4 separate regions of the Mus musculus genome follow, and regions 2, 3 and 4 are each linked to region 1. Evidence: chromatin loops called from intact Hi-C (ENCODE). Cell type or tissue: heart. All regions are shown on one strand. Each heading gives the region's core, and the rest is flanking DNA. Links, peaks and the distances in the headings are about the cores only. Region 1 holds the start of Psmb7 (proteasome (prosome, macropain) subunit, beta type 7). Region 2 holds the start of Ppp6c (protein phosphatase 6, catalytic subunit). Region 3 overlaps Nr6a1 (nuclear receptor subfamily 6, group A, member 1). Region 4 overlaps Nr6a1 (nuclear receptor subfamily 6, group A, member 1).

Region 1 (7,941 bases), core at 1,381-6,380:
AGAAAAGCCCTCGTGTCAGATATCGCTGTGATTTCTGAGTGTTGTCATTAGAGAAGAAGTCGGCTCCTGGGACCGGCTCACTCTTCCTGTCCCCACCAGTGACTGTCAGACACTGAGTTCTCCTCCATCACTCACTGGGACAGTCCAAGAAACACACGACTTCCCACAAGGCTTTGAGCCTCTGTCCCCTGTCCCCAGCACAGACTGGTTGAGCCACCCCAGGTTGGACTCTGAAAGGACAACAGGGACTCCTCCCTCTGTCCCCACCCCCAACTTTCATCTTTGCCTGGTCTATCTAGTGCCTTGTACTACCTCTACTAGACTGTCCCCACCCCTGTCCTTCCTGCTACCACTCTGGTCTAGGCCCTCTTTGTCACTCTTCCCTGCTCTCCTCTGACAGCCTTTATCATTCCTGCTCCCACCTGCTCTTCATCATGCTGCTGAGATGGCCACAGCCAGCTTTCAGCCTTGGCATGGGCACCTAGTCCTGCAGCCTTGCCCAAGATTATACTTATCCTCATCCTATAAATTGTTTTAGTGTTTGCTACCCGCCAGGCCCAGCAACTCCATGGTTCTGTGCACGTGACTACTGAAACCACACTCTTTCTTCCTCCCTATAGCCCTAGCTATTCAGGCCTTACTCAGTGCTGGGGCTTTGTCGGTGGCCTCAAGTCCTTCTGAGCACTTGCTGAGAAAGTTGAGTTCCCTCTCCCTGGAGGCTCTGTGGATTTTTGCAGTCATATATATATGTGTGTGTATATATATATATATATATTTTTTTTTTTTTTTTGAGACAGGGTTTCTCTGTATAGCCCTGGCTGTCCTGGAACTCACTCTGTAGACCTTGAACTCAGAAATCCACCTGCCTCTGCCTCCCAAGTGCTGAGATTAAAGGTGTGTGCCACCACTGCCTGGCTGATTTTTGCAGTCCTTATTGGTCCATCTGACCCTTTTACTTTCTCCTTTATTTATGTGTGTGCTCCTCTTGAGGGCAGAGCCCTGTTTCTACACCCAGCAAGGTACCAGACACTGGATGAGTCTGATGAAGCAGTGACAGAATAATAATGATGGAAGAGCCAGGAAGTTCTGAACCATGTAGAAGATAATGGATGCGCCTGAGAGTCAAGGGCACTGTCAAGGCAGGGCCTGCAAAACTGAAGAAGCAACCAGGGTTGGGGATGTGGTTCAGCTGGTAAAGTGCTTGCCTAGCAAACACAACATTCTGAATTTGATCCTCAGCACTACACACACCAGATTGTCCTAGTATTTTCCTGCTATGAAGAGACACCATGATGGTTTCAGAGATTTGGTCCATTGTCATCATGGGAGGGAGGGTGGAGGGGAATGTGGTAGCACGCATGTAGACATGGTGCTGGAGAAGTAGCTGAGAGTTCTACATCTAGATTCACAGACAGCAGGAAGAGAGAGACTGGGCCTGGCTTCTGCTTTTGAAACCTCAAAGCCCATCCCAGTGGCACACTTCCTCCAACAAGGCCACACCTCCTAATCCTTCTCAAGTAGTGCCACTCCCTGATGACTAAGATGAACCTATGGGGATCACCCTTACTCAAAGCACCGCAGAGGTATAGTGGCTCCCCATCTGTAAACAGCTTTTGGGAAGTAGAGGCAGGAGGATCAGAAGTTCAAGGTCACTCCTGGCTACATAAGACCCTGTCTCAAACAAACAAACAAACAAACAAACAAGTGAACAAACAAACAAACAGAAAAGTGGCCTTTATGGGGTCTTGTCTTTCTATTTAAGTGTCATGTGTCCATCTCTGCTTAAATACCTTCCACGGTTCCCCAGTGTTCTCATGAGAGGACCAGGCTTTGTCCTGCATTCTAGAGCTGTGTATGGCTTTAGATTCTGCCCTGACTGACTGCTTCACTGTGTGGCTTTAAGTCAGTCCCTGGCCCTTCTAAGCTCCTGACTTAAAGGGCTCACTTATTTTTTTCTCTCCTGGTTAGAGAGAACAAATCAGGTTTCTGATCCAAATGACTTGGGGTTAGGAACAAGCCCTGCGGACAGGTCAGGTCTGGGTTTGTATTATTATTCTCTTTCAAATCGGCTGTGTCGTGAGCCAAGTACCTCTTCTCTGCAGGTGGACAGTTCACTGCCTACAAACCAGTAATAAGTGAATGGGGGATGTAACCTGGGAGGTATTTAACACAGCCTCTGGCATGTTGAAAGATTTCAACAAACAAACATCAACCAGGATGACTCAACCGGGATGGGAGGTTGGTAAGTCCTCCCACGCTAGGGAAGTGAGGGCTATGCTGATAATTTATTTCATTGTGTCTTGCAAAGGCTGGACAAGAAGCAGGAGGGGAGGCTCTGTTTCTTCTCACCATCAGCCAGGGCTGGCAAACACAGGGCCCACCTAACCCAGCCTGTGCGTATCGTATGTGTCTATAGTTCTGTGGGTTTCAGGTGGAGGGAATCTACTCTTGGAGGCATTGTCATGTGTCTGACTGCACCCCTCCCACTGGAGCTGGGCTTCTGTGGGCCATGCAGGGCGGCTTGGCACCTGGGTGCTGGGCCAAGGGCCCTGGAGCCTGGAGCAGCTGCGCTAATTCATGCAAAGGAAGGCACACAGGTTACCCTGTCTATTTATAGCTTATTTATGAAGGAGGAAAAACAAGGGCCCAGTTGCCATGGTAACCAGGAGCATCATGGACCGCTCTCCCTGCAATGGGAAGAGGGCCAAGTCAGCTCTCGTGGGGAGCCCTCTACTGTGCATATCCTGATGGGGGCTGGGGTGGGCCCTCTCCACCTGTCCCGCACTGGGTTCCCAGTCAGTCTGTAGACTTGGTAGGGTGGGGGCTGCTGCTCTACTGGTGCTTGGAAAATTCGGGGGCATGCCGGGGCCAAGTGCCGCTGCGCTTTCTTCATGGAAAGTGCTGTCTGCTCTCTAGGTCTTCTTGCTAACTGCTGTCATCTGAGTGCCTGCCTGCTGCCTTAGGTGGATGAGGAAACCTTTTGGCTATGCTCCCAATGCGTCCCTTAGGCCACGTAGCACGAAGAACTGGACATATAGTTCTTAGAACAATGCCCCTCAAGGTTATGATCTTGCACAAAGTTTGTCACCAAGGAGGTTCTTAATAAAATCTGAACGAATGAATGAATGAATGAATAAGTGAAGTGTCAACAGGTGTTCGTGTCATGCTTATGTATTGAGGGGGACTTCAATGTTTTCTCATTTTATAGATGAAAAAATGGAGTTACAAAGAGATAAAGAGATCTGCCTGACATCACCTGGCTGGTAAGGAGCTGACAGAGGGTAGATTTTGGGGAGGAGAAAATCTTACTTTTGCATTGTCAGAGCCCAGCAGATTCGGAAGTCAGGGAACTGTAGTTGTCAGGGCTGGCAGTAAAGGTGCTATGAGGGTGAATCTTGACTCTGACATTTATCAACAGTATGGTCTTGAGCTAAGACTTTGCCCTTCCATGCATCATTTGCATAGCTGGACAAAAATGATAGTGGGTCCTTAGAGCATGTCAGTTCCCTGCAGGCAGGCACTGTGCCTGTCTCCAAGATATCTGTTTTCCCAGTGTTTGTCTGGTACATTTATGGTGCCCAGGACAATCCTGAGATCCTGTCTATAGGACAGAGATCAGGACTTTGAGTCTGTTACTGTGCTATTTGGGAATTGAGACACAGAGAGTCTGGTACATCCCCTGAGGTCACACAGCCACGTAGGGTAGAAGCTTTACTGATCATTAGCTTGGTAGCCAAGGAGTAGGTAGGGAAGTGTCCAAGACAAAGGATGAGCATTCTGGAGTGGGTTGCAGTTCCAGGGAACAGCACTGAAGGTAAAAAAGAAAGCTGAGCAGGGCTCTTAATGACTAAAGCTTTACTGATTATGCCTGGTCTGCCTGGAGCTGCTATTCATTGGCAGGCCTCTGGCTCAGCCACTTACTGTCTACTCCCAGGTCTCCTCGAGGTTCCCAGTCGCCCTCTGCTGGGCTTTGCCGACCATCTCTAGAGGCAATGACACTTCTTCAGATCAGCCTGGCAAGGACTCCATAACTTCTGTCAGACTCCACAGAAGGACACAGTCATTTTCCCACTGCCATTAGACCCCACAGAAGGACACAGTCATTTTTCCACTGCCATCAGACCCCACAGAAGGACACAGTCATTTTCCCACTGCCGTGCCTTCCTCTGCTTCAGGCTCAGAACTCTGACTCCCCAAAAGCCATGTCTAAAAGTTGATTTTGTCATTTTTCATCTGTTCCTCTTGTGTGTCTCATAGGATTACACTCCCAGACTTCTAAACCAGCCCGATCCTACTTACACTCCACCACCAAAAAGATTTGTTCTGGGTTTTTCTCTTCTTTGGACTGTAAACTTGTGAGGCGTCTGACTTTGATAGGCAGCCATAACAAATTACTCTAAGCTGGATGGCATAGACAACAGAAATGTATTGCCTTACAGTTCAGGAGTTTGGGAATATAAGGACTATGAATTCCTTTTGCCTATTTTCTGGGGCTTTGACAGGTGACCTTTGTTTTCTCTAGCTGCAGAAACATCATTACAAGGAGTTATTATCTTCACCTGTGGCTTTCAGCAAGCAAGCACTCAAGCTAAGCTGGGCTAGGACCCACTCTCCGAGCCTATTCTTAGCACAGGGCTTCAAAATTAGAACTTATTTTCTTTATTTCAAAAGACCCAGAGATGCAATCAGATGGAACTTAATTTTTAGTGAACATTTACTAAAAATATGGTTGAGACACTGGTTCTAGATCCTTAGGATGTTATTCATTCATTCATTCATTTATCTATCCATCCGTCTGTCTTCAGCTACAATCATAATAGGACATAGTAGGTGCTTAATAAATATTTGTAAATGAATTCATTTCACAGTCATGGAGGGTGTCACTTATTGCCTAAATAAGTTTAAAAATATTTTCCTGACTTCCGCAGCAAGCCTCACATTTCCATCAGTAGAAGATTTTCTTAAAATTACATAACACTGCACTCATAGTGCTGGGTAACATTATGAATTCTGTGCCCATAAACAATCCAGTGCCTCTCCTTCAGCCTTAACAACTACTGATTCACTTTATGCTTCTGCAGATTTGCCTATTTTGAGATACTTCATACAAATGGAACTCTCTAAGGCTGGGGAGATGGCCCAGAGGGAAGATGACTGAAAGAGTAAAGTGGAGAGTGGTGGAGGACTCCCAACATTAACCATACACCCACATGTACCCACAGGCATGTGAACATGATTACCACATGAATGTATAGTATATCACATGTGAATGTAATTATACAATGTGGTTCTTCTTCTCCATGCCTAGTCTCTTTATATTTAGCAAATTGTTTTCCAGGGTCACCCCTGATTTAGTAGGTATCACATTCCCTTCCCTTTTACGGCCTAATACTGTTTCACTGTGCTGATATTCCACATTTTGTTTACTCATTCATCCGTCAATGGGCATTTGTGTTGTTTCCCGATTTGCCTGTTAGGTACCTGGTTGCTATGCTCATTTGCCTAGAAGCATCTGTGAACTTAGCTTTCCAGTTCTTCTGGGTAGGTATGACAGTGATAATTTTGGTTTAAGATCCAGTTCGTTTTCCGGAGCAGATGACCGTTTTATATTCCCACCTGTCACAGAGAGTTTTTCTCTGTCCAACTCCAGTCATTGTAGTGGGTCCAAAGCAGTGTCTCACTGGGGGCTTGGGGTTGCCTTGTCCTCGTGACTCAGGGCACGAAACGTCTTTCCATGTGTCTGTTTGCCTTTCTGAGGAAGGTGAAAGCTCCGTTACACACTAACAGTAGGAAATAAGGGAGTTGAAAGGGATTTGCTCAGCGGCTTTGCCTGGACCTGGGGTGTGTGGATGTCCCTGATACACGCCGGATTCTAGTTTAACCGCAGAAACAGATCTGGTCTGAGCGTCAGGAGATTTGGTTATTGGGGGAATTTTATTATCTGATTTAACAAATTCCATCCCTTCGGCTGATCGTCAGTTTCCCCTTCCCAGGACTTGAGGCAAAACTACTTCAAAGACCCAAGCCTCTCTAGGAAGTGAGAACTCAAGAACTCTATGTCCAAGAGCGCCAGTTCGAAGTTTGCCCCGCCCTCTCGTCCCGGTCTCTCGCGGCGCCGGAAGTGCTAAGTTCTTTTTTTGTCGCTCCGCCCTCGGCCCGGAAACACTTTCTTGGCAAGATGGCGGCTGTGTCGGTGTTTCAGCCACCGGTCGGAGGCTTTTCTTTTGATAATTGTCGCAGGTGTGTTCATGCCCGGGGGCGCGATCGGGACCCGAGTGGGAACTCTGTACGCCGGATCGGAACTGGGCTGCGGCCGGGGTCGGGGGCGTGAGGCGAGCGTGGGGATGGTGCCCGCGGCCGTGTGACTCAGGGAATCGGGCCCCAGCGCGGGCTGCTTCTGAGGCCGGCGCGGCCCTCTCCCCTTGCCAGTGTGTAAGGATTTGGACTTTCCTGTGGCTTTGGAGGGATTGGGTCACCGCCCCGATCTGTAATTCCTCGCCGATGGTGCTAATAATGGGAGAATCCAGTGATCACACTGGGGTGGAAGAAAATTGAGTTCCTTCCTAAGCACCCACTCTTCTCGCCAGTGGTCTTGTCCTCTAACACTTGATTTCTGTGCCTTCCCTTAGGAATGCTGTCTTGGAAGCGGATTTCGCAAAAAAGGGGTTCAAGCTCCCGAAAGCTCGGAAAACTGGCACTACCATCGCGGGGGTGGTGTATAAGGTAAGCCTAGACAGGCCGACCGTAGCGGTAACTGACCTATTAACCGTAGTTAGACCACTTGGACTCAAGCTTCCAGCTAGAACTGTCAGAGTGCATCATGAGAATCGGCTTTTATTAGGGAATGCCTTGATCAAGAGGTTTTACATGTTAAATAGTTTGTATTTACTCATTTTGAAGTTTTACACATGAGGGCAATTTGGCTTTTCCTAAGGTACTCTAGGAAGCAGGATGCTACAATGGGAAAGCACAGAATTTGGGATTAATTGGTTTGTTTAGATGTTTAATGCTTCCATACTGTTTCTAGTGAACTACTTGGGCAGTTTAGTCCCCCCCCCCCCCCCCCCCTTTGAGACAGGGTCTCATTATATAGCCCCGATTGTTGTAGATCAGGCTGCTTTAAACTAGAAATTTACCTGCTTCTGCCTCCACAACGTTGGGAGAGCCACTCTGCCCTCAGCCTTTTTTTTTTTTTTTTACAGAGTTAAATCTCTATCCATCAAATGGAGATAAATCCTGAAATAAACTGTAAAGATAATAAAGGCTAGCGATTAATGTTGTTAGTGGGGTGAAGAGAGTCACATTTCAAAAACTAATAGAGGTGACTGTTTCCTAAATTTTCTCTGTGTATGTGCTTGTACATATGCTATGGGACAAGTGTAGAGGTCAGAGAACAACTTGGTGGAGTCCATTCTGAGCTTCATGTGGCTTCTTACAATGGAATTCAGTTTTCCAGGCTTGCCCGACTAGTGTATTGTACTTGCTGACCTATTTTGTTGGAAATATTTTGTTGGAAAGATTGTGGGTCTTCATTCCACATTTTTTCTTTCCAGTTTAGCTCTGTGATTTAAAAGGAATTTACTGAATCGTTGCGCCTTGATTGAAGATGGAAATGAGTCTTAATCACCTCAAGAATTAGCCATTGACATTTATTAAGGATGTACTAATAATGTAGGACAATAGTTTTGGTAGGAATTTTGACTGGGGATATGGAATTCTGGGAGCAGAGAATGGCCAACATTGTTTTTCTTAAATACTATCTTATGTATATAAATTGTTGAAAACCTTTTTTCTCTAAAAAATAGGATGGCATAGTTCTTGGAGCAGACACGAGAGCAACTGAAGGGATGGTTGTTGCTGACAAAAACTGTTCAAAAATTCACTTCATATCTCCTAATATTTAGTAAGTATTGTTGAATTTGAACTACTCTGAAATCTTCT
Region 2 (7,941 bases), core at 1,773-6,772, 580 kb before region 1:
GCATCCGATCCATGACCAAATCCCTTGTTCAGACGGAGTTTGTTTACAGCAGTCGTTAGTAGTGACTTCTGAAGCAGAAGGATGGGTTGGAACTCATGTAAGCCAGGCTGACCTTGAATTCTGCTCCAGGCTCCAGAATGAGATTTCCTGCATGCCACAGAATGCTAGACTTTTCCTGTGTAGGTTTTGAGGCTGGTTCAAGCTGCGGCACCAGCAACGAATGGTTCATTTCCATAACTGCCATTTGTAGTTACAGCACGTTCCAAGACCATAGGCAGGCCCTTGGCCTTTTAGGAGCTCATAAGCTGATCAGAGATACTAAACACGAACAACAACTAGGAGGTTCTATTGTAAAGGGTGAGGAATAAAACGTTCACTGAAACTATATGTTCTTGGGGTAAATTATTAATACTTTGGGTGTCTTCTCTCTGCAACACAGAAATCTTAAGATTTCTGTAGGGGTTGCAGTTGGGTGTCTATGGAGACCCAGAGTCTTTCCTCTGTAAAAACCATGATCTATAAACTGATCAACCCTCTTTTGGCAACTTCATCTGCATCATCTCTGATCTATGTCCTAAGTATAGGTACTCCTTTTCTTTCCTAAAACAGAAATGGCTCACCTATGTGCCTATGTGTGATCAGAGTGTCATACTCTTATGGTGAGGGTAGAACGCAAAACAGTCTTTGTGACTGCCTGTAATTATCAGAAAGCTCCCACTGACTGCCAAAGAATTTAGAGGTATACACTCACTCTGCTTTCCTTCTGGAAAGACAACCAGGGCAAGGTTGGATCTGCCATGTGCCCAGTATGTATTTGGACAGTGATTACTTCTCTGAAGTAAAGCTCCAGAATGCTTGGATGTGCCTTGGGTCTTTTGGCTTGAAACCTCAAGCCATGCTGGAGGAGTATATTAACAAGAAAAAGTGGAATATCAGATAGTTTACATTGTTGGAACCAACCCTTTTAGACTATAAATTACATTTCTAAATTCTTGTAGGAATGTTTGAATTCTGTTTTTAAGGGGCTAAAGAGATGTCTCAAACAAAACCAAGCAAAGAAAACAAAATTTAAAAATCCAAATAAGTTTGATCATGTTGCATGTTTAAAATCCTACAACAGTTGTCCACTGCATCAAAAGGAAAATAAATCTATGTATTCATTTCTTCCTCTGAGCTCCAGCCACTATGGTATGGCTCTTCCACAAAAGCTCCAAATAAGCTTAGAAATGCATCAGATATCTTCCATACAACTTCCCACCTTCCCAACTTTGCTGTGTTTTTGTTGTTGTTGTGTTTTTTTTTTTTTTTTTGAGACAAGGTCTTCTGGTTGACCTGCAACATGCTACATAGACTAGGCTATCCTAGAACTCACAGTTATCCAGCTGCCTCATCACTGCTGTGGTCAAATATGTGGTACACTATGGTCAGGTTAATTCTGAATCCTGTGTCAACCCATCCTCCTTACTATGCTGGAATGTTTTCCTTAAATTATCACTTTCTAACATGCTCTGAGTAATTTATTATATTTGTCGGTTATCTCTAACAGAATTAAATTGCAAGTTGAGGACAGATTTTTTAATACATTATTTTTTATTATTTTATTTATTTTGACTGCAAATATATTTCTGTACCACATGCACACAGTGCCCAGAAGAAGGTGTCTGATCTCCCGTAACTGGACTTGAAAGCAGCCACGTAGATGCTAGTAATAGAACTTGGATCCTCTGGAAGAACAGCTAGTGCTCTTAACTAATGAGCACTCTTTCCAGCCCCAAGGATAGAGATTTTTGTCTATTGCAGCCATTGGTTATTCTAACTGCCTATAAGTGTATCTGTACTTTGTTGCTATTCAATATAGAGTTGTCAAATGGACCAATGTTAAAGCTATAGTAGGTGTCAAGAACTGTTCTTGGCACTGGGATACGACAAAAAAAAAAAAAAAACCTTTCCGGCCCCCTCCTGGAACTCACCGGATTAAGTCAGTAGCCTGTTTTTCAGTCTAGGATCCATCTTTTCTGTTTCCTTTGAGATTTTGGGGCAAATAACACATGCAAACTTTGCATTCTTACAGTCTTACAAGAATTGAACAGGAGAAAAAAAAAGTGCCAGTATTTGTACAGAATGTGGCATAAGAAATGCTTTATTGTTTGTTTCTTCCCCCACCCACCACCCACCCCACCCCCCAGCCAGAGAACCGGTGGTGTTAAGTTTGTTTCAAATGTTGTCTAGGCCAGGTCTTCAGTAGTCCTGGAAAGGCGGTAACAGTAACTCTTAACTTTAACTGAAGATACTTTACAGGGTAGGAGTGAGAGCCAGGGAATTCTTAGTTAACCACTTCATGGTCTTCCTTAGAAAAAGCCTCATTTGAGGTGAAGTCTGTTGCCAAGGATAGGAAAGGAAGAGCATTTTACTAAAACTACAAATCCCAGCACGCCCCGCGGCAGAGAGCTACGGGTCCCAGTAGGTTTTATCAAAAGGACCTCCGGGTTCTCTTGGAGATAGATCCGTGGCCCGGAATTCCGCCTGAGAGAGAGAGCGGAACGGGTCAGGCTTTTACGTCGCTTCGCAGACGCCACTCACGGATCGGACGTGACGTAAGGAGGGTTCCGGATTCGGCCTCCGCCGCTGCCTCCGCTACTACAGCCGCTGCCGCTGCTGTCGCCGCGGCTTGTTCTTCCTAAAATGGCGCCGCTGGATCTGGACAAGTATGTGGAGATAGCGCGGCAGTGCAAGTACCTTCCCGAGAACGACCTGAAGGTGAGCCGGGCCGGAGGCCGTCCAGCTTGCGAGGCAAGCCCCTTCCGGCTGCGGGGCTCCCGCCGGCCCGCCCTTCTCCCTCGGCGGGATCCCTACCGGGCGCCCGATCCTGGCGCGGCGGAGGGCGCTCCGCGGTGCGAGAGGACCGGGTCCGAGGCGGCGTGACGCGGAGAACCAGGGGAGCCCGGATCCCCCGAATGCTGTCCAGTTCTTTGAGGGGAGATCCCGGGGGATGTCACGATCCCCTGACCCTCACGGGACTCCGAGCTTAAAGACTCTCACTCTAACTCGCTCGGCCTCCCGGAGACGGAGCCGGGCCGAGCGGGTAGTGCTCCCGGGATGGGGTCCTCCCAGCAGAGGTAACAGGAGCCGCTGTCTGCTCCAGGGACGCGGCCGCGGTGTGTTTAAGTCCCTGAGAGGTGGAAGCCGGTGGGCGGGATCGATGCGACCATAATGGGAGAGAATGACAAGTCGCCTCAGCTTCACCACTCCCCTAAATTGCTTCTTAGGAGTGGTAGTTTTCTTCTGATGATTTGGATGTGGATCTCATTTCTTAGCCCGTTGTTGAGCTATTTAAGTGAATAAGCAGTTGCTTATCAATAAGTTCAAATGTTTTTATGACCTCTGAGCTGTTCCCCTGTAACTCAAGGTGTCGTTTTCTTGGTTTTCCAAAGGAGGTCTTACTCAGTTCAGGCTAAGTTAATGCAGTAAAGAAGTAAGCCGTTGGTGTACCACTGTTATCAACCGTATTTTGTTTCTGCAAAAACTAGTGCTTAGGACCACGTTGGTGTTTATCCGATGGTTGCTAATGTCTGTTTTATTCCGTTAACTTTGATTTGCTATGTAGTCAGTCACTCTCGATCATTTGAATTTTTTTTTCATGCTGTTTTTGTAATATTTTTAAGCCACAGGCTTAAAACAATTTTTTCAAGAAAAAAATTGCCTTTTTCCTAACGAATTTTATTTCTCTTGTGAAGATTTTGCTCTGTGTCTGTTTTCTTGTCTCATCTAGTACATGAAGTTTATATTTAAATCAGCCAACAAGTATGCAAAATGTTTAAGACCTCAAGTGTTGGTTGTGTGAAAGTACATAGCTTGTAACTTACATACTGACTGCCTGTGTTACATGATTGGTGTTCATATTCAGCCACCTGAATCAGGCATTTGCCTTGTCTTCCTGCTTGGTAATTTTGTTTTGTCTTGTTTTTGCTTTCTTCCTGAGATAAGATCTTAATATAGTTCTTGCTGGGGCTGGAGAGATATCTCAATGGTTAAGAGCACTTGGCTGCTCTTCCAGAGGACCTGGAAATTCTGTTCCCAGCAAGGGCATGATAGTTTGTAACATCCTGTCACTCCAGTTCCAAGGAATCTGATGCCCTCTTCTGGTCTTCATAGGCACCAGGTACACATGTGTTCCACAGACATGTGTGCAAGCAAAGCAGCCATACACATAAAATAAAAACAAATCTTTAAAAAAAGTTCATGGTGGCCTCCAACCCAGTATGTACCTGAGGATGGCCTTGAACTCCTGACCCTCTTGCTTCTACTTCCCAACTGCTGGACCCTAACCAACATGCCTGGCTTTTTCTTTCCGTTCCTTTTTTTTTTTTTTTAATAAGATTTATTTTTAATTAGTTGGGGGGGGGCGGTTATGTGCACATTTTGCCTTTGTAAGCCAGGGGCACCAGGTCACCTGGAGCTGGAGGTACAGGCAGTTGTGAACCAAAAGATGTGGGTGATAGAAACTGAACTCGGGTCCTCTGTACAATCTTAACTGAGGAGCAATCTCTCCAGATCTTAGATATAGATATTTTGATACAGGGCATCATGTAGCCCAAGCTTGCCTTAAACCCCTGGTTCTCCGGCTTCCACCTTAATAGTGGTTTGTTTTATTTTATTGTGGTGTGAGGGTTGAGCTGAATTTTTTAAAAGATTTAGTTGTTTTTTATTTATGTAGATGTATGTGTACCTGTGTGAATTTATGTGCCCCATGTGTATGCTGGTGCTGGCAGAGGCAGAGAGCAATCCTAGGCTCCTGAAGTTGGATTTATAGGTGGTTTGAGCTACCTGATATTTGTGCTGGGAATTGAACCTGAGTCTTCTGCAAGAGCACTAAACTCTTTAAATTGCTGAGCCTGTTGTGTGCTTTTTAAATTAATTAAGTAATTATTTTGCTTTGTTTATCGAAACAGGGTTTCTCTGTGTAGCCCTGGGTCAAAGTCACTATAGGCATGGCTGGCCTTGAACTCAGAGATCCTCCATGTGTCTTTGGGATATGGGTATATGAGTGCAGATGCCTTCAAAGCCAGAGGCATTAGAGGCTGTAGTTACAAGCTGGAGGCTCTCTGAAGCTGTAGTTACAAGCAGTTATAAGCAGCCTGGCATGAGTGCTGGGAATAGAGTGTAGGTCCTCTGCAAAAGAATCATATGTGCTTTTAACTGCTGTGTCATTTCTCCAGCCCCACATTTATCTGTTTCTTACTAGACTGCCCCACTCCCCTAGTTTTTTGATTAACTACTGGGGAAGAAAATCTAAATTTTCTGTATATCCTTCAAAAAAATTGTTTCCTATCCTGGAAACAGTTCTATCAGATTAATTTGCTTGTGCAGCCAGTCTCTGATATAGTTTCTATTTGCTTGGTTGCTTATTTGTTGAGACCGGCTTTTGTTGAGGTTTGGTCTGTTGCTGTGTGTTGTAATTCTGTGTCCTAAGCTCTAGTCACCTCAACACGGATGAATTATCAATATGGCAGCTTTCTTTTGTGTGCAAAACTTGCTCCTTAATTTAAAATTATCAGTTGAATAAAGATGCCTACTGCCTGTAGCTGAGCAAAAGAGAGGTAGGTGGAGCTTCAGTTGCCTGGCTTGGGTCTGAGGTAGGCCAGTTGGGTAGGAGCAGCCCAGGTAGAATATGGCAAGTGATATCTCAGAGTCACTGACAGGGAAATAGACAAATTAGCATAGAGGGGATGATAACTGTCCAGCTTTAATGCTTTAAGACTTATTATAAATATAAGGGTTTGTATCTTTTATTTGGGAACTAAATGATCTAAGGTTGGCAGGAACCCCCAAATATTATACTGCAAAAGGGTTTTGCCCTGAAGTCCAGTCTTCCCTGGAACTCAACTAAGTAGCCCAGCCTAGCCTTGAGCTAACTGCAATTGCAGTCTTCCTTCCTCTTGTCTTCTGAGTGTTGGATTTACAAATGTGAGTCAGTATTCCTGACTATCTAGTGTTTATGAAGTTCAATTTTAGCTAGTCTTGGTAGCAAATGCATTTAGTCCAGAACTCAGAAGGAAGAGGCAAGTGGATCTCTTGAGTTTTGAAGCCAGCCTGGTCTACATAGTGAGTTTCAGTCCAGTCAGAGCTGCATAGTAAAATTCTACCTCAAATAGGAAGGAAGGGAAGGAGGGAAAAGAGGGAGAGAAGAAAAGAGAAATTCAATTTTATTTATGCTCCTGGACTACGTAGTGATTTCAGGTGAGGAAAAAGAAAATTTTATTTGTGTTGCCTGGTGTAAAGTACAAACTAAAATTAGGTAGGCCAACAAAGTATTCTAGGAGACTTTGTTATGTATTTATTTTATGCATATGAAAATTTTGTCTGCATATATGTATATGTACCATGTGCATGACTGGTCTTAGAGAGTCAGAAGAGGGCTTCAGATCTCCTGGAGTTTTTGGAAGGTTGCAAGCCACTATGTGGGTGATGGGAACTGAACATGTGTCCTCTTCAAGAACAAGAACTGCTGAGCCTTCTCTCTAGCCTTGAGTCTTTAAAAAAAGTTTTTTTGTATGAGTGTGTGGATATTTTACTTGCGTGTATGTCTGTATACCAAATGCATGCAGGGCATAAAAGGGCATTGGTTCTCTTGGGGCTGGAGTTACAAATGGTTGTGAGCCACTATATGGATGCTGGGAATTAAAAACAGATCCTCTGGAAAAACAGCCAATGTTCTTAACTACTGAGCCATCTCTCCAGCCCTAGCACTATCTTTTTTGAGGTCTTAACGCCAAAATAAAAGATTCTACCAGAGGAAGGAGAGAAATAATTAGAGACATTTAATAAATACTACAGAAAGTTTTTTTTTCTGGAAGAAGACAAGTTCATTAATGTTTTAGATATTTATTTCTACAATTTTTAATTATGTGTACATGTGTGGATATGTGCATGTGTGGGCAGCTGCCTGAGGAGACCAGAGATTGGATCCCATGGAGCTGGAGTTACAGGCCATTGTGAACTATCTGTTGTATGAATTTGGATCCTCTGCTAGAGTAGTATGCATTCTTTAAAAAAGGATATAGTTTTATTTTATGTTTATGAGTGTTTTGCTTCTGTTGTATGTATGTGTGCCACATGTGTATAGTGCTCATGAAAACTAGAAGAAAGCATCAGACACTCTGGAATTGGAGTTATAGACAATTGAAGGCTGCCACGTGGGTTCTAGGAGCTGAACCCCAATTCTCTGTAAGAGTTGCAAGTACTTTTTTTTTTTCTTTTTTTTTTTTTTTCTTTTTTTGGTTTTTGGGTTTTTTTCGAGACAGGGTTTCTCTGTGTAGCCCTGGCTGTCCTGGAACTCACTTTGTAGACCAGGCTGACCTTGAACTCAGAAATCCACCTACCTCTGCCTCCTGAGTGCTGGAATTAAAGGCGTGCGCCACCACGCCCGGCGCAAGTACTCTTAACTGTGGAACTATCTCTCTAGCCCCTTTTGTATTTTAAGTTAATTAAAACTTGGAGGCATTGAAAAACTTATATTTCTAAATGAATTTGTAGTGCTCTGACTGAATTGGAAATGGTTAGATCACCAGTACCAGGTATATTGAAGGAATGAAGGTGAGCACACATTGGCGTAATGACTTAAAGGGCTTACTTATATCTATAAGAAAGACTTCTCAGAATACAACAGAAAGTACAAATTTTCTAAGCTGTGGGTGGTGAGTACATTCTAATACATGTGTGTGCTCGTATGTGCTAAAGCCAGAGGTCAACCTCAGGTGCCTTCTTCAGTCATTATCCTCCTTGGGTTTTTCAGTTTGATTTGGGTTTGTTTGTTTTATGAGGTTTGGTTTTGTTTGAGACAGAATCTTTTACTAGATCTAGTGCTTGTAGATTCTTGTAGGTTGGCTGATCAGCACCCTCGGGAATCTAAAATTACAAGCATGCACCATCATGCTTGGTTTA
Region 3 (7,941 bases), core at 1,616-6,615, 93 kb before region 1:
GTACTTCTTCTTTTCTAGGTCCTGTTTTGGTCTTAAGTATTACAGAGGATGTTTTTTGTGATACCTTACTCTTAAGTGTTCTATAATTGTGACAGCCCAGTATGGTGGCACACATCTATAGTCTGAACTACTTGGAAGACTAAAGTAGAAGGACTGCTTGAATCTAGAAATTTGGGACCAGCCTGGGGCACTGTAACAAGACCCTCTTTCAAAAGAAAAATCAACCCCAAAAAGATAATATTGTAACTCTAAATGCTTCCATAGTTGTTACTCTGGCTAGGCCCCTTTCTAAGTATCTGATTTGATTAATCCTCACAAGAATCAAATGAGGTAGGTAGAGCTTTTGTTCTGTCTACCAAACTGATGGAGGTACTTAGCCTCAGATAATTCAGTAACTTTCCCAAGGTTGTGCTACAAGTGGATTTGAACACAGGTCTGCCTCCAGAATTTATACCATTAACCACAATACTGTACTTCCTTTCTCAGAATCTACATAATTATGAGTGGGTAAATAACAGTAGATAATTTCACAAAGGAGGGAATACTTATTATTGGGTAGGGCAAGTAGGAGATTGTCACTGAAAAATGGAGTTTCAGTTAGAAAAGTGAAAACTCAAAAGTAGCTTGAAGGTAAAGTAAATGGTCAAGGGGAACATAATAGTAAACCATGGTTCTAGATTGTGCCCAGATATACCGGGCATATCCAAAGAAGTCTAAAGATTAACAGAGGCCTTGAGTATAAACTCTGACTCCTAAAGAGAGAACAGAAGGTATCTCTGGCACCAAAGCTAACGTGTATCCATTTCTTGCCAAAGATATCAGAAGAAGAAATTGAAAGAATCATGTCTGGACAGGAGTTTGAGGAAGAAGCCAATCACTGGAGCAACCATGGTGACAGCGACCACAGTTCCCCTGGGAACAGGGCTTCAGAGAGCAACCAGCCCTCACCAGGCTCCACACTATCATCCAGGTGAGCTAAAAGTAACCCCAGTATCATAATCTAGGTCCTATCCAGTGAGTCATCCTCCAAAGAACTGCTGGTAGAGCGCTCCTCTGACCGGCTGTCTCAGCCTTCATGCCCTAGGGCCCTCAGGCTCTTGGGGAACAGGATGGTGCAAGGCCAGGTCTTTAACAAATACCAAAACAAAACATCAGCCATCTCTTTTGCAGATTGCTAAGTGCTGCTTCTGTACATGCCCACTTCATTTAGTAGTAAAATTTCAATAGACGGTTGAACTGACTTGCTAGAGGTAGTGTTATTAGGGAATTCAAGATTAAAGCCTCTTGAGGCAGTCATGCTTTCTTAAGTTAGCTAATGGTTGTAAGTATAGCTTTGAGGTAACTTGGAAGGGCTCCTTTCCCCAGAAATCTTTCATATAAGACAAGAATTAACAGATATTTTCATGAAATGTCACAGAGTAGGGGACAAGAGAGATGACTCAAAAGTTAACAGCACTGGCTGCTCTTCCACTGGTTCTAAGTTCAATTCCCAGCAGCCATCTATAATGAGATCCAATGACCTCTCCAAGCATGCATACAAAACATGCAGACAGAGCACTCATATACGTAAATAAGTAAAATATCACAGAGTAGATAGAGCCTGTAGAGATAGCTCAGATGGTAAAGTGATTGATCTGCAATTGTGAGACCCTAAGTTCAATCCCTAGCACCCACATAAAAGCTAGGTGCTATGAGGAACAAATGGATTCTGTCTCCTCTCAGCACTAGAGAAACAGATAGGAGGATCACCGGGGCTAACTGGCAAGCTAACTTAGCTGAATCGATATGCTCCAGGTCCTGTTGATCCTGTGTCAAAAGCATAAGGTGAAGAGCGGTTGAGAAAGACACTTGATGTTAACTTCAGACCTACACACACGTGCACAAACACATACACAAATGATGAAAGGAAGAAATTCTCTTTTTAAAAACGGTCATTCCAGGACAGCCAGGGCTACATAGAGCCTGCCTTCAAACAAACAAATAAATAAATAAAAGTTTAAAAGGTCATATAGTTACTATTTACACTTTGTAAGCCTGGCCTAGGTTCCAGCTCCCCAACTCTACTTTAGTGACTTAAAAGCAGCATAGCACATACCCTATAAAAGCAATGAGTACAGCTTTTGTTCAAGTAAGACTTAATTCACCAAAAATCGGTCCTAGGCTAGATCTGACCTATAGGTGCAGTTTGCTAAACACGGTTATTGGAGATACATCCAGGAAAGCTAAATGATTTTTAAAATGTTAATTAACAATGGGCTGGTGAGGTGGTTCATCAGGTAAAGGCTCCTGCTGCCAAGCCTGACTACCTGAGATGACCCAGAACTCACATGGTTGGGTCCCAGTAGTTGTCCTCTCACGCATGCATTGTGGCATTCATTCACTCATGCATTCTTGGACATGTATATATACATATGTATAGATGTAATTTTTTACTGTTAATTGGGAACATGGTTGGGTTTCTCCAAAGGAGAGGAAGTGGGAAACAATCTTCTTCAGAGGCAACTAGAGCTTTTTATTCCATTCAGTTGTATCCCTCTTTTCTTTTTAATAGTTTAATAGGGACTTAGGGGCCTCAGGGTACATGCCATGCTAGATACTAGTTTAGGATTTTAGACTAATTAAGTCCACTTAGCCTGTCTTATGCTGTTGTTTTCCTAACAGTAAAATAACAATAAAAGCACACATTTTTATCATCATAGATTACTAGTATATACTAAAAACACTTCAAAGCTGGGCCTTGTGATGAAGATCTACTGTCCGAGCTATCAAGGTGGCTGAGGCTCATGGGCTTCAGAGTGAATTCAAGGTTAACCCTTCAACTTAGTGAGACCCTGTCTCAAAATATGTTAAAAGAGGGCTAGGATATAGCACAGTAGCAAAGCACCTGCCTAGCATTAGCAAGGTGCTAGGTGTGACATCAGTACAAAAACTTCATCCAATCCATAACTACTTAGTCCTATTCTGCTGGCCACATTGGTGAGCCCACACAGAATCCTTGTCTTGTGGGTGGAATTTAATAGCATAGACATGTATGTAACCTTTAATTCCTTCCCATTCCTTGATGATTCACAGACTTCATGACCAGAGAACAACTTATCTCCAAGTTATTTTCTTTGAGCACGTATTCAACCTGCAATGGCTTTTCCTGATGTGAAGTTTTTCTCTCCAGTAGGTCTGTGGAACTAAATGGATTCATGGCATTCAGGGATCAGTACATGGGGATGTCAGTGCCTCCACATTATCAATACATACCACACCTTTTTAGCTATTCTGGCCACTCACCACTTTTGCCCCCACAAGCTCGAAGCCTGGACCCTCAGTCCTACAGTCTGATTCATCAGCTGATGTCAGCCGAAGACCTGGAGCCATTGGGCACACCTATGTTGATTGAAGATGGGTGAGTTAATTCTGTCCTGTTTGGCCCATTACAGTTCCAAAATGTCCCTACCACGCATCGGTTGTATCCCAGCTTTGTCCTTCATGTTTCCTTAATCATATTTTCTCAGAGAATTCAGGTTACTTTTCAGTTCCTGTGAAATTGGGATAGCAGGGCCTATTTTCTCATTGGGTCTAGATAAACCAAGCCCTGGAATGTTTGCTCATGTGCCTTCTAGCACAAAATTAGGCTCTGTATCAGGCCTCGGGTTTTTAAATCATTCAAGCCCTAACTGGTTCTGACCTGTCAAACAGGTCAAACATGACCTAGCCAATAAGCCCTTGAGTAACCAATGGCACATGACTGACAGCCTCTGGTGTAGGCCTGAATATGTGGAAGAGATCTTAGTCTGCATTTAGTTCTACTTGAGTGTTGTGTAGTTAGCCATCTGGGCCACCCGTTGCTGTACCCAGTACTTCTTAGGTAGAAAACAAGTGTTGCTAGAATCTTAATCTAACGCCTCCAGAGGGTATCCTGAGATCCTAAGATAGGCTCCAGTTTCAGAAGAGGAGACTTAAATACCTACAGAAAGGGTCTCACAAAGCTTTTACGTTAGTGTATAAGGAAGAGGATGACGAGGGGACATGGACCTTGAGAAGAATGAAAATGAGGCTCAGAGACCCACCTTGGGCTAGAGAAATAGCTGGAAAGGCTGAGCAACTCTGGTTCCTGGACTGTCACCACTAGGGGGCACAGTGAGAACAGGAAAGGCTTCTGAACGCCTCTGTTCTCAGCATCTCCGCTGCCTCTGGCCCTAGGGCGTGTTTTTGGGTTTTGTTTCGTTTTTCCTGCATGTGTAGGTGTTGTTCCTTATACGGGGTATGCTCCAGACCCATCCCATTGAAGTTTACTTTGCCAAAATTAGAACAGGAATGAGTAAGAACTTCTTCTAAGGCCTGAAACAGTCAGAGAGCACCACCATTAAGAGTGATATTCCCTCATAATTCCAGAAGTTTCTAAGCCCCCTTCCCCCTCAGCAGCAGCTTCTCACCAGATCCTCTCATTGTGCCCTCTCCCCTCCCCCACCTCAGCTTTATCCTGGCCTCAACCCTACCCCTTTATAAGAAGTTGAGTGAAAATGGAAATCTGTGGTCAAGGGCAAGAGGCCTACTACCAAGGAATCCTTCTCTTGTCTCTAAAATCTCTCTAGTCTCACTCTCTGGCTGATGGAAATGACTCTGTCCTGTCCCTGCCCCCAGGTATGCTGTGACACAGGCAGAACTGTTTGCTCTGCTTTGCCGCCTGGCCGACGAGTTGCTCTTTAGGCAGATTGCCTGGATCAAGAAGCTGCCTTTCTTCTGCGAGCTCTCAATCAAGGATTACACGTGCCTCTTGAGCTCTACGTGGCAGGAGTTAATCCTGCTCTCCTCCCTCACAGTGTACAGCAAGCAGATCTTTGGGGAGCTGGCTGATGTCACAGCCAAGTACTCACCCTCTGATGAAGAACTCCACAGGTGAGAGCGCTGAACTGGGGAGGCGATCTGGACTAAGCAAGCCCCCATCCTCCTTGTGAGGCAAGGCTGCCTAGCCTCCGAGGAGGAGCATTGAGTCCCGCAGCCCTAAACTGTAACCCTTACCCTGGCACATACTAGCTTTGTGTGGTCAGCCCGTCTCAGGCTCTAAATGGATAGACTAGGTGGAACAGTAAATCCCTCTCCCACAAAGCGAGGATGGCGAGTAAGCGCCATGCAGTCAGACAGGCAGAGTGCTAAGCTGTTGCTTTAAATGTTTATCTAGATTGGTAGGATGGTATATCTGGGAAAAACAAAAATCTAACTTGTAACCTTAAGGGACTTGGGCATTATCTTGGTGTCAACTGAGGCAGCTTTGTATTACTGACTCCCTCTCACAGCTTGTGGTAGCACAGGTGCCTTTGCACTTGTTTAGGATGAGGAAGCTGAAGTTCATAGAATCCAGCCATTAAGCCTTTTAGATTTCAGTCTACAGCGGGCCTTGAGCTTGTCCCACAGCCTTGCATCCCCACCCCCTACAGCCTGCCTGGCTGCTTAGGCTCTGTTGTGGTCCCTGAGGTGCAGTGAGATATTGAAAACAGGACTGAGCCAAGCAGACTCGTGGCTGTTGTAAGGTTCTCTTCAAGCTGACCAACATCCTTTAATGCTTTCTCTAGAACAGCTCTTTTCCTCCATGCTATTTCCATAACCTTATACACTTTCTTTGAAGATCTAGGGCAGATGAGACCCTTGATTTCTGATCCCCAAATTAAGACAAGTACCTTTTTCAATAATTTCTCTGGTTTATTTATTCATATGAAATGCTTTACATAGTTTAATTCACATTTAAATACCACCACCTTTTTATTAAATAAACTACCTTTTTTGTACAGTTTAAATAATAGAAGTTATATGATTTAAAGATAGCCAAAACAAGGATAAATGAGATATGGAGAAGATAGGGTACCAGTTTCTATAATTCTCTTCACAGGTTGGGGTGTATCGGTTCCCACCATCCTATATATCACATATGAACAAGGCCAACACTTGAGGAGAGAGCAAAGCTTCAGGCCTTTAGGAGCTGTGCACAGCTGAGTGGGAACCTGGGAACCGGCTCTCTCCATTGCTCTTCAGGCAGTCATTGACTTGCTCAGTGTCTTCAGGGTGCACCTACCTGACATTTTGTCCTATAGACAGATGACTCAACCCCTTGTCTATAGCCTCTAATTCATTGTTTCTATCAGATTTCTGGCTTTAGCTCATAGCTTTGGATTGAAGGGCTGTTTGGATAGCAGTAAGCTTGCTGTATTGTTGTTGGTTTGTAGCCTTGGCCTCAGGGAGCCCAGCTTCCCTATTTGCCTGGGATCTGACTGCCTGTGGTGGTGGTGGTGGTGGTGGTGGTGGTGGTGGTGGTAGAAGATGACAACGAATGATCAATCTCTAAGTTCTGTTCCCTGAAGCATGAACAGCTTTCCAGGCAGATACTCTGAAGGTATTACATGTATTGGGAGATGTTGGGGACAAGGCATCTAGGAACAGAGACCATGTAGATGAAGTGTCTTTTGTTTCTTTTTCTCTCCTTCTTTCCCTCCCTTAATGTCTAGTTCCGTAGATTTAAACCCCGAATCTTACAAGAGCTAAGTGCTCAATCATTGAGATGATACATCCCTAGCCTCTTGACATATGCTGTGTAAGTGCTCTGCCATTGAGATGACATCCCCAACTCCTTCTCAATCACTTTGAGATAAGATCTCACTAAATTTCCCAGGCAGGATTCAAACTTAGAATTCTCTTTCCTCAATCTCCTGAGTACCACACCTAGCTTAGACATGGTTTTGAGTCCCAATTCTTCTTTTATAGTAGCAGATACAATCTATAGTGCAAGGTCATTGAATAGATTTCAGAGGGTATAAGAACTATTCAAACACTGACTAAGGGAAGAGAGCTGTACTTTCGTACCTGACTTACCCCAAGAACAGACATTTGAGATGCATTTTGAAGTGAGAATTTTCTAAGTACAGTATAGAGGGTAATGTGAAGTCAGGAGACAAAAAGAACTCCTATAAGAGCTGGGCATGGTGACTCGTGTCTTTAGTCCCAGAACTGGGCAGAGGCAGGCAAATCTCTGAGTTCAAGGTTAGCCTTCTCTACAGAGCGAGTTCCAGGACAGCCGAGGACACACACAGTAAGACCTTGCCTAGAAAGAGACAGGAAGGGAAGAGAGGGAGGAAGGGAGGAAGGCAAGGAGGGAGGGAATAATCTTAGGTGTAAGGCTGTATGTATAAGGCTCCAAAATCAGTCCTGTGTATTAGGGAACAGAAAACTGAGGGAAGAGAAGTGAATGGAGACAGAAATCCTCCTCCCTGCCTCTGCCTTTTGAGTGTTGCAATTAAAGATGTACACCACCACTTTGTTTGGTTTTTTTTGTTTTTGTTTTTGTTTTTTTAATAAGAAGACTTTGGATTTGGTGTGTTGGACAGGTTGCATTTGAGGAAGTGTTCGATGTGGGCAAGACTAGAGCACAGCTGAGCAAGAGGGTGAGGCTACTCTGTATCCATGGAGAGGAAAACAAGGCAGGATGACACAGCAGTGACCTGGGAAGAGAGGGCAGCACCAAGCTAGGGCTGTCAGGGATTTGGCTTCAGCAGGACTCTGAGTAAGGACGGTTGTGGGCCCAAGTTGTCTTAGCTAGGACCAAGCCCTGGGAAGAACGGTGGGAAATAACCCATTCTGTGTTGGCTTGGGTGTCTTGAAGTCTGAGTTGCATACAGGAAGGACCAGGAGGTCATCAGATCTGGAAGTTGAGCCTCTGGGGTTAGGTTAATCACTGCCAAGCATCCCCTTTCTGCTAGAATCCCAGGGTGAGGAGTCTAATTGGCCATAGCTCTTTCCTACTTTGCTGTCCTACTCCCACTCCCCCAGGCAGCCTTTGCTTCTTCACAGCTCCTGAGTGTGAGTGCCTGTGTCAGGAAAGGCTTCCCAGATGATGCATGACCAGCTCCTTTTCTCTTCCAATACTGAATCAAGTTTATGGTGCCTATTCCTCATCAGACT
Region 4 (7,941 bases), core at 1,211-6,210, 220 kb before region 1:
TACCCAGAAGTGGAATTGCTGAACCATGTGATAATTGTGTTTTTTGTTTTTAAGTAACTTCTGTTTTTAAAAATTATTTTTATATAACTTTTTACTTTTTGAGATTTTATCCATCCACCCATGTCCTCCCAAGTACCACCTCTGACTTTCTTTCAAATTCACGGATTCTTTTTTTCTTTAATTTTTGTTATGTATATATGTTGTATTGTTTTCAATACTAGAATCACCATTTTATATTTTTGCTAACATATATATGTAAGAATTCCAGTTTCTTTTTTTTTTTTTTTAAAGATTTATTTTTTATTATATCTAAGTACACTGTAGCTGTCTTCAGATGCACCAGAAGAGGGTATCAGATCTCATTACGGATGGTTGTAAGCCACCATGTGGTTGCTGGGATTTGAACTCAGGACCTTCGGAAGAGCAGTCGATGTTCTTAACCACTGAGCCATCTCTCCAGCCCTCCAGTTTCTTTACATCCTTACCACATCCTGTATTTTTTATTTTTATTTGTATTTTCCCTAATCTTTAGTGGTATTAACATCTTTTCATGTGCTTATTTGAAATTTGTATCTGCAATGTATTCAACTTTTGTGCTTCCTTTTAAATTAGCGTCTCAGTAGGTTTGCCTGGTTGTTTTAGTCATAGGGGAATTCTTTTAAATTCTAGGTAATAACAATTTATCAGATACCTAATTTGCAACCTCCCCCATTTTGCATACTGATTTCTTTACTTTGTTGAATATATTCATAGACACACAGGGCTTTTTTTTTATTTTGAATTTTTTGTGTTTACATCATTCTCAGGATATTATACATTCCAAGTATGTCTTCAATAGCTGAATTGTATACTGCCCTGGAATTTTAATTTTGATGTTGTTCAATATGCTTTATTCTTATTTTTGTCTGTACTTTGAGTTTTATAGCCATAAAACCATTGCTCAGTCCAAAGTCATTATTACAGTTTCAATATGAAGTACCCCACATACTCACATATATATCTTTGGTCACCTGATGTAGCAGAAACATATGGCCAGCAGTCACTTGTTTTATGATATATAGGAAACGGAGAAAGTGAAGGATGGGAGACCTGGTTTAACTTTTAGAGATTCCCTCCCTGAATTGATAATTCCCCAGGTAGGCATCACCTCTGAAACTTTCTACCACCTCTCAAATAGTGATAGCACATTAGCCTCTGGGGGCGTTTCATATTCAAATCATAATAATCTACCCTCCATTCTAAGAGCCATCTTGTAAAGCACAGTGCACATAATCTATTTCCTAGAGTTCTCAAAAATCTTAGCAATTCAAACATGTTTCAAAAGTTGAAATTCCTTCTTTGAGAAACTCTTAGATGAATTACCTGGATTATCAAAAGTAAGTTGCACACTCCCAAGATCACAATGTCACATTTCTGCCCAAAAGAGAGAAATAAGGACATAGAAAGAAGAGATAAGATCAAAGCAAGAGAGAAACCTATTGAGACAAGCATTTAAAATGTGTAGCTCTTTTTCTGGAATCTGTTGTTATCTGGGAGGTACAAAATAGTATGATGTAAGCTCCAAGACATTTGTGCAATCCCGCCCCATGGCCTTTCAGGTTTCAGCTTGCACAACTTCTCCTTTGGGCTGTCTTTGCTTGCTGCTTGCAGCTTTTAGTGATAGTCCATGTTCTTGGCATTTCTAGCTTACAGGGATTTCCTATTGTATCTTTACTAACTCTTGAATTTTGCATGCTGCAAAACTACTGTCTTGAGGATAACACTCAAGCTATTAGCAGACCTTGGTGTTGTCTATATAGTGCTAGAGTAGCTGAACCCTTTGGACCACAGTCACAGTAGCCTATGAGTACCCACATGTTTGAATCCGTTTCCCTAGGCAGCCCTGTGCCACCAGCTGGGTACCTGGGATTTCACTTAAGGGAATTCTTGGAGATGAGTTTAAAACATTCATTCCCTTGGGTAGATTCTGGCATCTTCTGTGATGCCCTAAGGACATGTTTGGTACCTTGCAAGGTAGGGTTTCTTCTTAAGAAATTTAATGTCCACGGAAAGGTTTTTGTCTTTTGACTGTTTTTTGTTCATGATTATCACTGTTAATCTGACTAATCAACCATAGCCTGCCACAGCCTAAATTTAGTCCATATCTTTGAACTTGGGAGTTGCGAGAAGTCTCAGCACATGTAAGAAAGCTCTTTGCCAGAGTGTAACATGAATGACTTCCCAATAGAGTCCTCAATCCCACTGGAAACCTCAAGAGCAATCTTTATAATTCACATTTTAGTCCATCTGAAACCTCAGGAGTGTAGACTTTGTGCATTTCTACTAACATGCCTATCTTCTGAGCACTTACCAGAGTCACTGCCCTAGTTAGCTTCTTGAGACTATTTCATGTTCCTCTTGAGAGCCAGTTCCAAAAGCTTATGAACCACAGATCAACTATGATCCATTTTCTTTGTAACAACTTTTGTTAGTCTTTTTTTGTTTTGTTTTGTTTTTTTGAGACAGGGTTTCTCTCTATAGCCCTGACTGTCCTGGAACTCATTTTGTAGACCAGGCTGGCCTCGAACTCAGAAATCCACCTGCCTCTGCCTCCCAAGTGCTGGGATTAAAGGCATGCGCCACCACCGCCCACCTCTTTTTGTTACTTGGATTAACAACTGAGCAAGGAGGGGGGTGTGTGTGAAGTGATTAGCTAAATATTTCTCTGTTGCTAGGAAGCAAAATATATGTGTATTTTCTTCAGTTTTCCTCTGCTGCTGCATGTGAGCCTCCAGCTTATTTACCTGTCCCTGTTAGTTAATCCTCCATAGAAATAACCCTCACAGACACACCCAGAAGTGCACTTTACCAGTTTTGTAAAAACTTTTTAGTCCACTCAGGTGGGTATTCTAGATGTGCATTCACTGTCATGAAGCTTTCTACCTGTTTTCTCATAAAAATTTTATTCTTTTTCTTTATATTTTATATTTGATAATTTTTTGGATATAGTGCAAGGTAACATATAATTTCATTCTTTTGTATATAGCCATTGTTTTCCTAGGCTCTGTGTTAAAAAGATTTCTTTCCCTATTGAATATGGAAAAAATTGTCAAAAAATTATTTGGCCTTGCTTAGCATGCACAAGACTCTAGGTTTAGTACCTAGCACTACAAAAACAAAACAAAACACAAAAACAAAAAACAATCAAACAAACTACACACAAATATTTGGTAAGATACAGACATGCAGACATTCTATTGGCCTGCCTGTCATAATGTCTATAACATGCTGTTTTGTTTTTGTTTTTCAATACTCGAGTTTGAACTCAAGTATATGAGTATGTTAGGTAAGTACTTTGCCACTGAGCCACACCCCATCTCCAAGTGTCACAGCTGCTTTGCTTTTATGGTCTATAGTCAGGTTTCTTGTTTTTTTGTTTGTTTGTTTGTTTGTTTGTTTGTTTGTTTGTTTGTTTTTAAACAGTGTCTTACTAGCCTTGGCTGCCCAGAACTTGCTGTGTAGACCAGGAAGGGTCATAAGAGATCCCACCTACTACTTCTTCCCAAGTACTGGGATTTAGGTGTGTATCAGCATGTCCCGGCCTAGTCTGGTTTTTGTTTTTGCTTTTGTTTTTTGTGAGAAAGAATCTCTCCCTGTATCCTGGATTGATTTGGGATTTGCAGTCTTCTTATAGCAGCCTTCAAATGCTGGGATTGCAAGCATCTGCCACCACGCCTAGCCTTTTAGCCAGTTTTGAGGTCAGGAAGCTATAGATTAAAAAAGATAAAATACAATCAGCTTTTGGAAACTTCCTTCCTTTTCTATTTGTAGCTTGGTAGGATTTTTATTATGAACAATGCCCAAGTGTTTAAATACAGTTTCTGTATCTTGATGTATATGTTTTGTTGATGTGGTTTTACTGATTGAGGTTTGAAAGTTGAGTGACCCATATAACCTGGGGGAAAACTCATGTAGTTATGAGGTATGAAAATTTTCATATCTTGATAAGTTAAGCTTTGGAAATTAATTTTGTTAAACAGGTTAATCTTTGGGAACCAAAGCTTGTCTTAACCCCAGTACTATGCTGTCTATAGCGATTTTTGTTTTTCTTTAGCCCATTCATTATCTTGAGTACATATCTTTTATTTGTTTAAATCTGTATTTTATATAGTTACAAATTACCCAACTGGTTTTTTAGATAGGTACAGGAGCTCTTATCTGATTCTGAAAACTCCGTCTAGAGATTTGTTCTAGAACAGAAGAGGTGGGCCACTGTGGTGATGTAGTGGTTGTATTATTCCTACATAGTCCACTAGGTGGTGACAGGCCCTAACTGAAGAATGAAGAGGGAGGTCCTTGGGAAAAAATAAGATATAATGTTACTCGCTTTGGAACCATAAAACAGTATGTTCTGAAAAGTAATGTCGCTAACTTTCGAAATTTGGGAGGCTATAACTAGCTTTTTATAAGAGCATATATGAATACTAATTAAAAATACACAGTCTTTTTGTTGTTGTTTTTCTTCTCTTGTTTTTTAGACTCCAAATTCCTAGTTTATTTTTTAGTGGGCTCAGTTGTAGTGGCCAGGATCATCCGTAACATTGCATACTCTTTGCCTAGGACCTGTTTGAGTACCAGTATAATGACAAGGTCTGAGGTGATCTTCGTACTCTTGCTCTACTTGAGATCCATTATCCAGCTGGTCTAGACACACAAGAAGGCTCTTGGGACTTCTAATACTTAAGGTTTTGGTGAAGTAGGAACTAAATCTGACTCCCACATTTGTTTTAAACTGTTGTGTCCTGTAATTGGAACTGATTTCACAATCCCAGAGCAGTTCTATCCTTCTTCACTTTTCTCCCCCGTGTATTCCTTTCTTAATTGAGTTTTGTATTTTAGCTTGTAGGTGCTATGATATTTGGGGGGTAATTCCCTGAAAGTATGCTTGACCAGCTTAGGATAGCAAATCTTTTCTCACCAAAGAAGCTATAAACTAATACAAAACCATTCTGACAAGTTTATTAATGAAAACCACTGAGCTTGTGATAAGATCAACATGCATTGCTTTTGTCTGAGGTTGTAAGCAGGCTATGAGCTGGTAAGCTTTCTGCTGTGGCAGGTCACTTTGAGAAACTGCTTGTTAAAAATGATGATATTAGCCAGGCGTGGTGGTACACACCTTTAATCCCAGAACTCGGGAGGCAGAGGCAGGCGGATTTCTGGATTCGAGGCCAGCCTGGTCTACAAAGTGAGTTCCAGGACAGCCAGGGCTATACAGAGAAACCCTATCTCAAAAAACCAAACCAAACCAAACAAAAACAAAAAAAGATGATATTAGGTGTAGAGTGGTAGAAAGTATATTCAGCATTTATAAGATCCTGGGTTTATCTCCAGTGTTATGAATTTAAAAAAGAAAAGCATAACAATTTTGGTGACAACTCTATATAACCTGAGGTTATAGTTCTGTTGTGATAGTGCAGAGTCAGACTAGCCAGGGCTTTATCCTGGAAAATCTTGAGATGAGACAGCTATAGGCCTACTTTACCAACTCTTCATATGTCCTGAGTTGAAAGGTGTTGAAACTGTTGTGAAGGATGGTGGAGTACTTGCTAGACAACATTGGACCTGAGTGTGGTTCCCAGCATGGGGGGTGACAGGGTTTTGACAGGTTGTGTCAAAAGGACAGACAATAAGCCAGGTGTGGGTGGCGCACACCTTTAGTACTAGCATTTGGGAGGCAGTGGCAAGCAGATCTTTGTGAGTTTGAGGCCAAGTCCCAAATAGCCAGGACTGGTTACACTGAGAAACCCTGACTCAAAAGAAGACAAACAACAACAACAACAAATAAATAAAAAAATAAAAACAAAAAACCCTCAAACCAAACAAAAAACCTCAAAACAAAACCAGTATGAGAAAATGCCAGGGATTTGTGGAAAAGCCCAAGTGAAATAGAAATCTGAAATAGACTTATTCCATCTATCCCAAGCATAGATTCTCTAATCCATTATCTTGAGTGAGTGAATTCATATCTGACCTGTCTTTAGTAAGCTATGCAGATAAAAGATGCTAAGGAGTGAGCTGTAGAAATCAGGCTCCATAATATATATAAGGGGAAACCCTGAGATACGAGGAACTTTGTCATTGAGGCAGAGACACACTTAATAGATTTAGTTCAGAAACTGGTGAAAACAGAAGCCCACCATTATCACTAACTTAAATCATCATTGGGGGCAGGGTCTTGTGTAGCTCAGGGTGGCCTCAAAGTTACATTCCTCTGCCTCAGCTCCATGATTCATTTTAAATATTCAGTATCAACAGCAGTTATAAATATACAAAGGGACAATATCTGACCTGCATGTGAGAGGGAAAATGAGTTAGTAGAAATTATCTCAGGTGACCCAAGTGTGGATTTGGCACACAGACTCCAGCTATTTCTTTCTTTTTGGGTTTTGAGACAGTCTTCCTGTTTAGTCTAGGCTGGCCTTGAACTCTAAATCCTCCTTGCTCAGACTTTTACAGTTCTGAGATTATAGGACATACTTAAGCTCCTCAAAGCTTTTCCATTTTTTCTTTCAACAGGGCTTACACATTGTTGGCATGCAGCATAGAGATTCTTCAAAGAAAGAATATTTAAGGACTTAGAAGAAAATATGAAGACATTGACTTAATACAAAGAATTTTAATAGCCAGATACTAAGAATAAACTCGGGGATGAACAGCTCATTTGAACCGAAATATTAAGCAGGATGGGCTAGTAAAAACTTGGAGGTGATAGAAGAAAAAAAAAAAGATGAACTTGGAGAGAGATTTCTGTATATCTTATTTAATATGCAGAGCAGAGGAAGAGAAAATTGTAAAATGAACAAAACTTGAGAGATCTATAGGATGGCATCAAGTGTGCCTTTAATGAGAATCAGAAAGGGAAGAGTGAGGGACTGAAGAGATGGCTCAGCAGTTAAGAAAGAGCACTGGCTGCTCTTCCTGAGGACCCAGGTTTAATTCTCAGCACCCACATGACAGCTTACAAATGTCTGTAACTCCTATCCCATGGGATCTGACACCCTCACACAAACATATATGTAGTCAAGTCACCAATGTGCATAAATTAAAAATAAATAAAATTTTTAAAAAGGGAGGAGTGAAAAAAGGGGTAGAAAAAAATTGAGGGACAATTGCTTTAGATTTCCAGAATCTGATAATAAACATTCTACAGTGTAGTATAAACAGTATAATGCAAATAAATGTAAACAATCTATACATCCAGAACACCTGATAAACCCTTAGTGTAATAAGCATTTACTTGGAAAACAGGGATAATGAGAAAATCTGAAAAGTAGCAAGAAAAAGCATAGGATTTATGGTTGAGTTCTGTGAGCATAATGCTGAAGTCAGTGGGATTAAAAAAATGTCCAAAATGAGTTGAAAGATATTCTTACCTTAGGGAGAAGCTGTTCTCGAGGCTCTTAGCTACTATAGGAGGGTGCTGAGGATGAAAGGGAGCTGCTGCTGCTGTGTTGGTAACATAAATCTGTTATTTCAAATATGTCCATACAGGTACCGTCTGTAACTATAGTGGAACTAAATTAGATATCAACAGTGGAATGAAGCCTATGACATCTCCAAATATGCGAAGTTATATCAGACAGAGAAGAAAATTCAAAAGTTGGGCAATGGTGGTTCACACCTTTAATCCCAGCAGTCTGGAGGCAGAGGCAGGTGGATTGAGTTTGAGGCATCCTGATCTATACTATAGAGCAAGTTCTAGCACAGCCAGGACTATAAAGATAAACTGTCTCAAAACCAATCTTTTCTCAAGTTAAACTTAAAAATACTTTAACTAAATAGAAATGGAAGTATTACATGCCAAAATTCTATGCTCTGTAATCAAAGCTATGTTTGGAGGAAGCTTATAGCTTCCATGACTTTTCTAATTTTCAGTAATGGAAAGCACTAAAAAAACCA

The links. Hi-C counts contacts between places; a loop is a spot of excess contacts. Peaks named below come from ENCODE experiments on the same cell type or tissue, not always from the same donor. Only the 100,000 strongest peaks of a DNase experiment are listed, where the experiment ranks them.
Region 2: it touches region 1 in a loop (4-fold over the local background); 2 of 42 quality-filtered maps call a loop at or near these places.
Region 3: a loop joins it to region 1, with 5 times the contacts of the local background. A loop is called at or near these places in 13 of 42 quality-filtered maps.
Region 4: it touches region 1 in a loop (3-fold over the local background); 6 of 42 quality-filtered maps call a loop at or near these places.

The regions. Positions count from the first base shown.
Region 1 is chr2:38,642,140-38,650,080 of GRCm38, reverse strand. Psmb7 (proteasome (prosome, macropain) subunit, beta type 7) reads left to right here and starts at 6,175. Exons shown (of 8, transcript NM_011187.1): 1 at 6,175-6,240; 2 at 6,630-6,723; 3 at 7,806-7,903. The coding sequence starts at 6,179. In heart, for the core only: a CTCF peak has its summit at 3,965 (motif pointing left); DNase peaks (open chromatin) are centred at 3,970 and 6,160; H3K4me3 peaks cover 961 bases; H3K27ac peaks cover 887 bases.
Region 2 is chr2:39,220,983-39,228,923 of GRCm38, reverse strand. It overlaps Ppp6c (protein phosphatase 6, catalytic subunit), which reads left to right and starts at 2,575. Exons shown (of 7, transcript NM_024209.3): 1 at 2,575-2,757. The coding sequence starts at 2,683. In heart, for the core only: a CTCF peak has its summit at 4,130 (motif pointing left); a DNase peak (open chromatin) is centred at 2,543; H3K4me3 peaks cover 1,943 bases; H3K27ac peaks cover 972 bases.
Region 3 is chr2:38,735,836-38,743,776 of GRCm38, reverse strand. Nr6a1 (nuclear receptor subfamily 6, group A, member 1) reads left to right here. Exons shown (of 11, transcript NM_010264.4): 6 at 816-970; 7 at 3,170-3,397; 8 at 4,636-4,890. Among named protein-coding and RNA genes, the nearest start is that of Nr5a1, 25 kb to the right of the region's middle. In heart, for the core only: a CTCF peak has its summit at 4,119 (motif pointing right); no DNase peak of the experiment used is centred there; H3K27me3 peaks cover 469 bases.
Region 4 is chr2:38,860,558-38,868,498 of GRCm38, reverse strand. All of the region lies in intron 3 of Nr6a1 (nuclear receptor subfamily 6, group A, member 1), which reads left to right. All of the region lies in intron 3 of Nr6a1os (a long non-coding RNA gene), which reads right to left. Among named protein-coding and RNA genes, the nearest start is that of Mir181b-2, 11 kb to the right of the region's middle. In heart, for the core only: a CTCF peak has its summit at 4,285 (motif pointing right); no DNase peak of the experiment used is centred there.